2 separate regions of the Mus musculus genome follow, and region 2 is linked to region 1. Evidence: chromatin contacts called from ENCODE Hi-C or POLR2A ChIA-PET data. All regions are on one chromosome and are shown on one strand. Each heading gives the region's core, a stretch centred on a gene start or an enhancer-like site at or near the end of the contact. The rest is flanking DNA. Distances are from core to core; before and after follow the strand shown.

What was found. Hi-C counts contacts between places; a loop is a spot of excess contacts on that map. ChIA-PET counts read pairs that join two places held with the same protein, here RNA polymerase II (POLR2A).
Region 2: POLR2A ChIA-PET joins it to region 1 with 10 read pairs in embryonic stem cell. The contact joins the promoter of Srebf1 here to the promoter of 4930412M03Rik in region 1. A Hi-C loop is called at or near these places in 1 of 37 maps with a recorded cell type or tissue (T-helper 2 cell). POLR2A ChIA-PET finds 5 or more read pairs at or near these places in 3 of 5 experiments (Patski and embryonic stem cell).

Annotation. Positions count from the first base shown.
Region 1 is chr11:60,113,921-60,117,330 of GRCm38, reverse strand. It overlaps 4930412M03Rik (RIKEN cDNA 4930412M03 gene), which reads left to right and starts at 2,099. Exons shown (of 1, transcript NR_164317.1): 1 at 2,099-3,410. All of the region lies in intron 1 of Rai1 (retinoic acid induced 1), which reads right to left.
Region 2 is chr11:60,219,104-60,222,157 of GRCm38, reverse strand. Srebf1 (sterol regulatory element binding transcription factor 1) reads left to right here and starts at 1,531. Exons shown (of 19, transcript NM_011480.4): 1 at 1,531-1,705. The coding sequence starts at 1,615.

The sequences.
Region 1 (3,410 bases), core at 850-3,349:
CTCCTGGGCCAGGCGTGGTAGTGCACGCCTTTAATCCCAGCACTCGGGAGGCAGAGGCAGGCAGATTTCTGAGTTCGAGACCAGCCTGGTCTACAAAGTGAGTTCCAGGACAGCCAGGGCTATACAGAGAAACCCTGTCTCGAAAAAACAAAACAAAACAAACAAAAAACAAACAAACAAAGATGCCTGGTCCAAGACACTTGTTAGAGGTTAATGGCAGGAAAAGAGACCTGCCAAGGGTCTGTGGATAGAGAGATGAGTGACATGACTACCTGGGTAGCCCAACAGGCTGCTAGCTCTCCTAAGATTAAAACTCCCCATCTCAGATTCCCACGGATGCACAGAACAGAGGATGATACCTTGTAGTGCACTATGCCGATCCGGTGTCCACACTAAGTTTGGCATCAATATGGTGACATCCTGGGAGTTGGGGACACCAGGTTTCTGGGAATTGAACTCCAGAACTTTGGAAGAGCAGTCAGTGCTCCTAATAGCGGAGCCATCTCTCCAGCCTTTCTCTGCCTCTTACTGTGGGGTGGAGTTTAGGCAGAATGCTAACATACCTTGTATGGCATTATATGAGAAAGGCAGAGTATATACTTCAGGTACCTACAAGAGTGGTAGCATACACAGTAAGGATAACCCTATGACAGGCAATGCCTTTAGAGACTAGAATATGGGTAAATTTCTTCCTTTTAACTCATATTTTTCAAAAGTTCTATAATAAGCCTGTTCTCCTTTTATAGCAAGAAAAAAAAGCTATTAAAGTCATCAAATACTTTACAAGTCCAAACATACAGCATGACTCTTTCATTCTTTGCATTTGTTGTGCTCATCCCATATTGTTTTTCAGGAATTTAGGACACACACACATACAGTGTGAATGAGTGAGTGTGTGTGTAGAGGAAAACTTGCCAGAGTCAGTTTTCTTCAAAGTCAGGTCACGAGGCTTTGTAGCAGGCCCTTTACCTGCTAAGCCATCTCACTGGTCCTATATCGTTTTTTGAGATGAGGGTTTTGGTATGTTGCACAAGCTAATCCTAAACTCCTGCTGCACTCAACCTCAAAAGGAGCTGAGATGTCAGGCATGGGTGGGTCTGGTTCTACTTTTGAACTTCTCTACAGTCAGCATATTCAGATTATCAGACTAGAAAATACTTAGAATTGGGAAGTTTTGTTTTGTTTTGAAACACAAGAACTCCTCATTATACAACCCAGGCTGGTCTCAATCTTGCTAGCCTATCAACCTCAGCTTCCTGAAGCGCTAGAGATACAAGTGTGCACCACTACTCTTGGCCTACATATCAAGATACATCCTTCTGCTTCCATAAAAACCTACTCTCGTCCTCCTGTGTGTGCCCTGGGTGAGGCTGAAGAAAGGCAGAGTCCAGCAGCTTAAGAGGCAATCTTCTTGCCAAGACCCTAAGACCAGTATTAAATTTAGCTGCCTGCTCCATACAAGCAGAAGGGGGCAGAAGCCAACTGAATTGGAGCCTCTTACTGGACTAGAGGAAAGAAAGCAGATCAGGAGGGTGAAGTTAGGGATTCAAGGCATGAAAAGCATGCGGAGAGAGGGCAGCATTACATGGGTCAAACTTGGCAACAAAGTTTAGTTACAGGTTTCCCAGGGCAGGCGATGGAGCCCGGGCTCAGAAAGTAAGAATGTACCTCCTGGCCAGGCAACCAAACGTCTGCCAGCTACAAGAGGCCAAGTGCTGGGCTCTGTCGAGGACAAGCGAGTACCTCTGGGCACAACTCTGCCAGTGTAAGAGAGTGTCGGGGCGCTCCCCGCGCCTCGTCCGTGAAGGACCGCGCAAAGAAGCACCAAGGCTGTGGCACCCGGGGGAGGGGAGAGCTAGACAGCAGAGAGCCCTGAGAGTACCTTCCCAGGTCTGGAAGCCACGCCTCCGGCTTTGCAATCCCGGAAAGGGGCCCGGCTCTACCAGGGGCGGGGCCTTGGCTGCCGGTCCCAGCAGCGCGGAGCATGACGGGCCAGGAGCTGCCATGGCGACTCAGTGCCCGCCCCGCCCCGCCCCGCCCCGCCCCTTGCACCTCCCGTGTGGAACGCTGCTTAGGGGGGCGCCGCGGGCTGGCGGGCAGGAAGCGCGGGCGTCTGCCCTCCCGCCGCCCGTTTCGAGGTCGTGGAGAGGAGAGGAAATGGCCCCGGAGCAACCACGCAGCTGCCTGATCGTCTGGCCCGACCGCGCCTCAGTAGATTTGGGTCCTGGTCTGAGCAGCCGGGCTGGTGCGGGTGTCCTCACTAGGATAATGAATACAGCTCCACTACCTATACTACCCAAGACGACCCCTCACACGCTCTGCGAGGAAACCGGTCTTCGGACCTGTGCCCCCAACCTGGTGGCCTGCACCAGTGATAGGGCAATTTGACTCCTAGTCGTGGGGGCTTGTGATACTATCTCTACCTACAGACACCCACTGCCTGTCACTGCACAGTAAACCTTCCTGCTCCACAGGGCTGCCTCCCCACTGGAATTCCCACCGTGTTCCTGGTTCTGGAAAGTCTGTTTTCCCGGGTGGCCATGATACCCTCCCTACTACTCCACTTCTTCCTTGCAGTCACAAGCAGCAGAGTGGAATGGGAGCTCGACACTGACTAGGCCTTTAACAGTCCTAAGGTATGTTAGTCCTAAGGTATGTTAGTCCCAGGGAGTCCGTTAGATCTGTACAGAAGTCAAGTGGCAGGGCCCAAGCGTTGCCTGTCTACAAGGAATGGGCCTCGTCATCCAGCTCTGGCTACCCACAACCCAACTACAGCTCGACCTCCCATACCTCCTCCCTCTCTCGCCTACCACAGGCCTGGCTTCCCTTCTGAGCCGCCAATCTGAAGCCACACAAAGGCCTGTTTGTTTGCTTTCACTCCGACTCCCCCCCCTGGATCCTATGTCTTTTCTCTGCTACCTGCCGGCAGGGCTTCCTCTCCCAGCCGCCAGCGGGCTGAAGAGGAGGGGCCGAAGGGAAAGAGGGGCAGCCATTGCAGAAAGCCCTGCCTCATGATCACCCCGTGGTTCCTCGAATCCACCTCCCTAGTACCAGGAGCTCTCAGTTTGATGGCTTGACAAATGACGATGACACTGGTGTCCCTTCAAGGTGTCTCCGAATAAAGGGAGCTAGCTGGGTGGGCAATACCTGGGTAGAGAAAGAGGAGCAGATAGACTCAGCTAGTCTCCCCCTATCCATGTGAACAAGATTTGTTTGTAAGAAAGGCTGCCTTGGCTTTCTAAGCAACCTGGAGTCTGCCAGGAGATATGGAGATGAAGGGGGCCAGGAGGCCTCGATGGAGCAGGCAGAAGGATGTTGTTTCCCAGCTCCCCCTCGGTTGGTGGGTGCCCTCAGTGTCCACTTTGGCTAGGCACCCCAGAGAACATCTTGTGTCTCAGAAGCCCTGCACA
Region 2 (3,054 bases), core at 282-2,781, 110 kb before region 1:
GGCAGATCTGTTGTGATGTCCCCAAACACCTTGCCCTTTCCTGCAGAGACAGCTCTAGTAAGTTGACTGGGGAAAACCAGTGAGCCCAGCTACACATCAGGTGTGGTGCTGGTTCAGCTGACCTCTGAGTCCTTCTGGCTGGGACAGGCTATTTGAGTTTTCAGAAAACCGGGTGTCTTCTGATGGTGGGACATGGCAGGGTGACCCCAAAGCAAGGGCTCCATGTGCGTTTTATAGCCCTGCCAACTCCTGTGTAATTTTCTAGCAGCTCCTCTGAGAAAGGAACAAAAATGTGTCCTGGTGAAGCCCAGGCACACCCTCCCTCCTTGCCCCAACTAACTCTATTGGTTGGGAGGTGAAAGCAGCCGAGGTATCTGCAGTCTGAGCAAGGCAGCTTCTGGGCGGCCTGGGGCCCTGACCCTCCCTGGTTGACTCGTAGGTTCTGCCGTTGCCTCCCAACTTGCATCACCTGTGGGCCAGAATGGTCTATTCAATCCACGCCGAAGAACCTCTCCTCCCTCCCTTGCTTTACCTGTTCCTAAGTCACAGGGCCCAGGGTTCACTTTTCAGTCTTTATTCAGGCACCTGGCCTGGCCCCAGGTCACATATGACCCAGTAGCTGGGCTCAGGTCCTCAGGACCTCTGTTACAGAATTCTTTCTTTTTTTTCTTTTTTCTTCTCTCTTCTCTTCTCTTCTCTTCTTTCTTTTTGGTATCTTGAGACAAGGTTTCTTTGTATTGCCCAGGCTGTCCTGAAACTCACTCTGTAGATCATGCTGGCTTCGAACTCAGAAACCTACCTGCTTCTGCCACCCAAGTGCTGGGATTAACAGAGTGTGCCACCATGCCTGGCTCACAGAATCCCTTCTTGACTTTGAGATTCACACTTTTTCTAGATCCTTTTGGAGACACAAGTCATTCTATAGGAGTAGTACGAGCCCACTGGCCCTTCAGGTCCTCTCTGCTCCAATGGTAGGACTGATAGGATTAAGACAAGATCAGAAGTTCCAGCCACCCCCTCCTCCTGCAGGTTCTGCCTGAGAACTCTTCTCCTCTGGAGGCCCACTTCTAGACTTCTAAGCTGAGAGGGTGGACAGGTCTTATGGGCCATGCTTCTCTAACCTCTCAGCTGGCTCATAGATAATTGGACCCTGGCTACAGATGAGGAAAACAGAGGCACATAGTGGAGGGGCCCCACTGCAGGCCTGTATCTGCTGTATTTTGGACCCAGGACTGTCTGGTTCTAAACAGCAAGACTAGGAAGTGAGTTTTCTGTTCTCTGCTCCCACCCTCATGCTGGGCCCCCCATCCCTGGCCCTTTAATCTAACGATGTCTGGGCTGGGTCTAGTCCTGTGGCTTCCATTCGGTCCCTCCCTTGGCCTGATACAGAAGAAGCCAAGGCCCAGTGCCTGTGCACCCGCAGGAGATTGCTAGAAACCAGGCTCGGGCAGGCAGTCTCAACCCGCTAGGCGAGCTGTCAGGATGCAGGCTGGTGGGCGGGGCTTGATGGGAAACCCCGCCCCTCCGCTCAGGTGGCTCCGCCCGCGGAACCCAGTTTCCGGGGAACTTTTCCTTAACGTGGGCCTAGTCCGAAGCCGGGTGGGCGCCGGCGCCATGGACGAGCTGGCCTTCGGTGAGGCGGCTCTGGAACAGACACTGGCCGAGATGTGCGAACTGGACACAGCGGTTTTGAACGACATCGAAGGTGCGTGTCCCGGGGCTCCGGCGCGGCCTGTGCAGGGTCGCACGTCCGGCGAGGGCGCTTGGCCGGGAACTTTGGCGCGTGCGCACTGCGCGATCTGGCGCCTGAGATCTAGGGTTGAGCTTTCCGGACCGCAGTGGGCTAGGTTTCTGGACACGCTGAGTATCCACTCAACTTCAAGCCTGGTCCTGTGTACAGTTCACAGGCCGACCCGGGGTTTCTCATTTCTTGAGTTCACCAAAATTCCCAAGAAAGTCCACGAACCGATATTTGCATTTACCTTGGCTTGCAAGCATCTGGCTACTTTGGATTGAGGTCAGGGAGGTCTCTTTGAGTGCACTAGAGCTAAGGAGCAGCCCCCTCACCGGAAAGGAAAGATACTTTTTAGGCGGAGGGGGAGGCAAAGGCCCTTTAGGCGGGACCTGAGTTTGAGGAATTGGAAATCTGATAGAAGAGAGAAGGTGCTCTCTAGAATATTTTTCAAATTTTGTGATTCTGGGGCAGTAACTCGGATTCTAGAACATATTAACAGGCTTTCTGCGCTGAGCCACACCCCAGGCCACTTAGATCCTTTAAAACATCACTTGAACTCGCTCAGTATGATTCATCTCCCATGTCAACAACAACTACCAATTGGGCGGAGGGAAGGAGTGGCGGCGGATCTGGAGAAGAAAAAAACCCCAGCAAGTCATTGTTACTATAAGATATGTATCCATGTTAGGTGGACTGTTCAACGATCTCTGGTGGCTGTTAGCAGTTTCAAAACATTATATTTCTCTTGCTCGTTTAAGGCTGCTCCACATCCTCCTCCACCCCAGATAATCATGACTGTGTGTCTACAACTACAATGGGGCCTGTGGGATTACAGTAGATTGTGCCCCCTGATGCTCTGTTGATAGACACCTAAGCTGTTTTTTATATCCAACACAGCCTTGGACTGCTGTGCCTACGTCCTCATCAGAGACCTAAATGTGCCATCAAAGCTTGGAGTTACTGCTAGTCACCTGCCGGGCAGTGGTGGCACATGCCTTTAATCCTAGCACTTAGGAGGTAGAGGCAGGTGGACCTCTGAGTTCGAGGCCAGCCAGGGCTACACAGAGAAACCCTGTCTGGGGGGGGGGGGGCGGAGAACAAAAACTGCTAGACACTTAAGAGGAATGAAAGTTTAGAGATATCTTGGCTGACCTGAGATCCAGGCATGGTTAGGAACAGTGAGAGGAGGGATGGGAGGAGGAGAGTACAGTGTTGAGTTGTTAGAAGTTCCCTCTTGGTGTTTGGGTGTCCATCCATCCCAACATGGATAGCCTACACTTATGGAGTACTTGGTGTTAGGTTGAGAATTGCATTGAATC